Linked DNA regions of Mus musculus: region 1 is linked to region 2. Evidence: chromatin loops called from intact Hi-C (ENCODE). Cell type or tissue: gastrocnemius. All regions are shown on one strand. Each heading gives the region's core, and the rest is flanking DNA. Links, peaks and the distances in the headings are about the cores only.

The links. A loop is a pair of places that touch in the nucleus more often than their neighbours do. Peaks named below come from ENCODE experiments on the same cell type or tissue, not always from the same donor. Only the 100,000 strongest peaks of a DNase experiment are listed, where the experiment ranks them.
Region 1: a loop joins it to region 2, with 7 times the contacts of the local background. A loop is called at or near these places in 33 of 42 quality-filtered maps.

Annotation. Positions count from the first base shown.
Region 1 is chr6:120,000,772-120,003,578 of GRCm38, reverse strand. It overlaps Wnk1 (WNK lysine deficient protein kinase 1), which reads left to right. Exons shown (of 28, transcript NM_001199084.1): 2 at 1,214-1,386. Among named protein-coding and RNA genes, the nearest start is that of Mir706, 32 kb to the left of the region's middle. In gastrocnemius, for the core only: a CTCF peak has its summit at 1,659 (motif pointing left); no DNase peak of the experiment used is centred there.
Region 2 is chr6:120,192,158-120,194,964 of GRCm38, reverse strand. The region is part of intron 1 of Ninj2 (ninjurin 2); the gene reads right to left. Among named protein-coding and RNA genes, the nearest start is that of Gm25327, 50 kb to the right of the region's middle. In gastrocnemius, for the core only: a CTCF peak has its summit at 1,574; a DNase peak (open chromatin) is centred at 1,589; H3K4me3 peaks cover 1,040 bases; H3K27ac peaks cover 1,196 bases.

The DNA of each region.
Region 1 (2,807 bases), core at 272-2,771, 190 kb after region 2:
GCCAAATTGGATTCTTCATCTCAGATAGGAAGTAAATTAGCTCCTGTAAAGGCACCAAGAACTTAACACCTGGTGAAAGCATACTTACTAGATTGCTTGATTATGATAACAATTTTGTTAGATTATACAGCATATTCATAGAAAGTTCTAATTAATACAAAGATATATATCATTTAACTGTTTTTGTTTTTTACCTAAGATATGTTTTTTTCTATATAGCTCTGATTATTAAGTCTTTGCCTATAACTATTCTGTGACATTAATCGCCTGTTTCTAACAATTATTGACTTATTTTGGAAGTGACAAGTTAACTGTATTTTATGGAATGAGATTATATTTTTGACATTGATACTAATGATAAATAATTTCAAGCATCACTTTATAATCCATTTTCCTTAAAGATACAGTACTCTGTTCTCCAACTCTTTTTTTTTTTTTTTTTTGGTTTTTCGAGACAGGGTTTCTCTGTGTATCCCTGGCTGTCCTGGAACTCACTTTGTAGACCAGGCTGGCCTCAAACTCAGAAATCTGCCTGCCTCTGCCTCCCAAGTGCTGGGATTAAAGTCGTGTGCCACCACCATCCGGCTGTGTTCTCCAACTCTTAAGGCACGCAAATGACTTTTATTAGTGTTTCTGTTTCATTTTAATGCTATTTATCATTAACGTATAATTAGCACATTTCTATTGATTTATTTATTTAGGTTTTTCAAGACAGGTTTTCTCTGTATAGCCCTGGCTGTCCTGGAACTTACTTTGTAGACCAGACTGGCCTCGAACCCAGAAATCTGCCTGCCTCTGCCTCAGAAGTGCTGGGATTAAAGGTGCGCATCACCATGCCCGGCGTATTTTATTTAGACAAGTTTTTTTTCCCCCCCCTTTGGTTTTTCGAGACAGGGTTTCTCTGTATAGTCTTGGCTGTCCTGGAACTCACTTTGTAGACCAGGCTGGCCTCGAACTCAGAAATCTAAATATAATCTCTAATGTCTAAAATATAATCTCTGTCTCTGCCTCCCAAGTGCTGGGATTAAAGGCGTGCGCCACCACGCCCAGCTTAGACAAGTTTTGAACTTAGTCTTGCTGCCTCATTGGGGCTACCTGACTTCTGAGATTGTCACCATGTGCCATCTTGACCAGCTTATTTAGCATCCTAATATAGCTATGTGACTTGTGTTTTATCATTTTAAATCACATTGTTTTGTTTTTTGCCTTTTAGGATCGAAAGTTAACAAAATCTGAAAGGCAGAGATTCAAAGAAGAGGCTGAAATGTTAAAGGGTCTTCAACATCCCAACATTGTTCGATTCTATGATTCCTGGGAATCCACAGTAAAAGGGAAAAAATGCATTGTTTTAGTGACTGAACTAATGACATCTGGAACACTTAAGACGTAAGTCAATCAATATTTTCTAGAAATCTCTTGTTTTATATTTACTTTTGTTGTTTAGTCTACTATGACAGAAATAATCCTTTCAACCAATGTGTTTTTACTACCCACAAAATCTTCTTGTATATAAAATAATAAGGTTATTATTTATTGGTAGCTATTGGGATGAGTTTGTTGCTGAATAAACCTAGTTAATTTTAAGTCATATTGATTGATATTTTTAAAATTGAGCAGTTTAGGAAGTAGAAATCAATGTCAAGGTTGCCCTCTAGTGGTTAAAATGAGATTAACAGAGGAAGCACTAGACATGGATGCTGAAAGCTGAACTCAGATCCTCTGCAAGCACTCTTAACCACTGAGAGTCATCTCCATCTCTCTTGGAGAGGATGAAGATGATGATGGGTATGATGATATTCATTCAAGCTCCTTATTCATATACCTGCTTCTTCTACTACTTTACTTTGTAGCACAGTGTCTGAAACTTGATAAATACTTGAGTGGTTTAAAGAAAGTTGTGTGATAGTTGTATGTCTATCTACACCTTGAAAGTCTTTTCAATGATACAGATACCTAGTTGCTTGTCAGCAGTCTGTCACGTTACAATGGTTTGACTTGTATCTTCCTTGCTTATTTATTTGTTTGTTGTTTGTTTGTTTTTTAAAGTCATGACTATTGAGCTAGAGCACTCATTGGTTAAGAGCACTTGTTGCTTTTGCAGAGGACCCATATCTGATTCTCAGCATGGCTGTGGTAGTTTACAAACATGTATAATTCCAGTTCTAGGGATCAAACACCTTTTGACTTCTGTGGCCACCAAGTTTGCATGTGGTACACACACAGATACACAGGCAAAAACATACATAAAATTAATGAATCTACTAGGAAGTTTTCACGATTTATTTTTTTAATTCATGTATAAATGTGTATATCTGTGAGTGTATGCCATATGGGAGTCTTTGTAGTGGGGAAGAGGGTGATAGATTCCTTAGAGCTGAAGTTACAGGCTGTAGTGGGCTGTTTTATTATGGATGCTAGGAGCCAGTATTACAGAGAAGCCCTGTCTTCAGAAAACCTAAACAAAGAAACAAATAAATGTAAAAGTAATGAAAAATGTTAAAAAGTAAAGTAAGAGCTGAGCATTATGATGCCAGAGCCATAGGAGACATACTCTTATTATGTAGCCTTGGCTGATCTGGAACTTGCTATGGAACCCCAGATGGGCCTAGAATTAAGCAGTACATGTGCTTCTGCCTCCAGAGTGCTAGAGTTGATTACAGATACTACACACCAGGAAGAAGAAGAGAAGGAAGAGGAAAGGAAGAAGAAATAGAAGAAACAACAACTATATTAGAGTGTAACTCAGAATCAATTGGTTCTTAACTAGTATGCACAAAATACAAAATCCTGGGTTCATTCAGCCATAC
Region 2 (2,807 bases), core at 45-2,544:
ATTCTGGAGTCTGCAGCCAATCTCCGTCAGTCTGGGAACACCGGGTCTGGTGAGAGACTGTCTCAAAATGAAGAGTGATTGTGGAAAACACCCGGCTTTGAACTCTGACCTCCACAAGGATACACTTTCCCCTAGCCGCACAATTTTAATTAATCTATACAAGGTTCAAATGTGTTTTAATTGAACACACTTGGGTGGCCCTAGTGAAAATAGAACATTTATCCTTTCCCTGAGCTAAATGAGAACAGAGAGAGTGGCATTGTTTGAAGTCATCGCCTAGGGGTTAAAATAGCACCCTACACACAACTGTTAGACAACAAGGCCTGGGGCGAGGGAAAGCCTCTCAGAAGCCCTGAGCTAGAACAGCGACCACCCCACCGCCTTGGATTGCTGGCTTCTTGGGATGAGGAGGGAGCCTTTGTTTCTGCCTGACAGCATGCTCCTCTCTCCCTTCCTGTGCTGTGATCTCACGAGGAGATTAGCTTTGTAGGCCGGGCTGACAACATTGTATCAATAACTAAAACCGCTAGAAGCTGACTGGGGAAGGACCGGGAAACTCCAAGGCTGTAACGCTGTGTCGAGAGTTGTTTCAAAGCTAGAAATCCTTGACAAATGGATGTCTTAATTATAAACTACTTTACAAAATTCATATTTAGAGAACGATAAAGTCAAGTCGAGCTCCCAGAACTAAAAAATGAAAATGAAAAAGCTGAACTCCAGAGGTGGAGATATGCTTCTAACTGTTAAGAGCACTTGCTGCTCTTACCGAAGACACAGCCAACACAGGTGGCTCTCAGCCACCTCTAACTTCAGATCTAGGGGGATCTAGTACCCTCTTCCAGACTCCATGGGAAGGCCAATGGTTACATCCGACCCAAGGCTATAGGCCAAGGCCCTGGCTCATTTGCTTAAGGCCTGGTCTGAATCACTCTGAGAACACCAACAGATGGCTCACTTGATAACATTTTCCAATGGGCTGCCCCCCCAATCCCCACTCCCCAATCTCCCAACCCCCCACCTTTGAGCTGTTTCCCATCCCCTCTCAAGCCCTTCCTTACCATCCTTCAGGACTTTGCCCCTCCTTCCAAAAGCAGCTCACACCTGGTTTGAGAGTTGATAGACTGGCTGTCTCTAAAAACTTTCAGGGGCAGAGCCTTAACTCAAACCTCTAGCCAGGTGTTTAACATTGGCTGTAGGTGGGGCTTGGGGGGTTAAGGAGTCCTGGAAGAGCAGGAGATGCTGGGAAACATCATTCCAAATTTCTACAAAAAAGTATCATAATCTCAACTTTAATCCCCTCTCTCTCATGCTTGCCTCGTGTGTGTGTGTGTGTGTGTGTGTGTGTGTGTGTGTGTGTGTGTGTTACCAGGCCTTCACACATGCACACCATTCATTCTGCTACCGAGTCCCACCTCCAGCTTCTCTACCTTTTGTTGCTGTTGCTTTAAGAGCCTGTTTTGCAGAGGATGTGGGATAACTGTGGGTTTAGAAGGTGTGGACCTCTCAGAATTCAGGTCTCGCTTTCATTTTGCTTGAAGCTCTGCTATTCTCCCGAAGGCCAGTTCTCCTGTGTCCACAGGGTGGCGTGCGAGGTTCAAAGAAGCTGCTTGGGAACTAGGTGTCAGAGTGATATTTCAGTCCCAAGGAAGTGCCCCACCACATGACAGGACAGAATTGTGGAACCTGAAGATTGGAGCCTGAATACACACAAGTGGATAGCCTAGAACCCACCAGACACAGCTGGCAAGGAACAGTTTAAGAAAGCCAGTGGTACTGAACCTGGTGGTATTGCCCATAATGTCAACATATGGGAGGCAGAGGCAGGAGGCTTTTGAGTTTAAGGCCATCCTGGGCCAAACAGAAAGATAGCAAACCAAAACGAAGGAACAGGAAGCTGGATCTGAGGGAGATGATGGAGGGATCCCCAGGTGGGAACAGCAGCAGACCTGCAGCCTGGGAGGAAGGTGTGCTCAGAGGGAGGGGCTGTGAGACTCTGGAGGAAATTGCTTTGATCTCTTCGGTTCTTGGCAAGTGAGGAAAAGATTCCCTACACCCTACCGTCTCTATCTCCCCAACCCCCGCCTCTCCCCCCCCCCCCCGCCCCTCTCCCCCGACCTGCTGGGTCTGAGAATGGAATCCGCTGTCCTAAACCAGTGTTTCTCAGCCTTCCTAATGCTTTGGCCTTTTAATACAAGTTCCTCATGTTGTGGTGACCCCCAACCATAAAATTATTTTCATTGCTACTTATAACTGCAATTTTTGAATCATAATGTAAATGTATGGTTTCTAATACAGGGGTCTCGACCCACAGGTTGAGAACCACTTACTGCCCTAAATCCTGCAGTATAGCATTCTTCTCCCTAGCCCACTAGAAACTCCATCAGGGATCTGGCTAAGCGAGGGTCATGGGGTTGCAACAGGGTGGTGCCTTGGGAGATCTGGCCCTTTAAGGCCGGAGCCCCGGCGGGTCAGAACAAAGGCCCGGGAATGTGGGCTGGATCAGGGAGCAGAGCCATTCAGCATGAGTCATTCTTTCATGGAGTCAGAATCCCTGGCTCCTACTTGCCTTGGCCTCTCCCGTGGGCCGAGGGACAGCATCCAGGGCCCGTCTGCAGAGCTTGGACCAGAAGGCTGGAAGTTCCCGCCCAGCTCAAACCCTGCTAGGGAGGCGGCGGTTCATGATCTTGGGTTCCTGGCTTTGGGGTTCAGTTCTCCCCAGAGCATGGGGGTTCAGTTCTCCCCAGAGCATGGGTGCTCAGTTTCATATCTATACAACGTGAAGAAAAACCAGGCCTCTGGAGGAGATG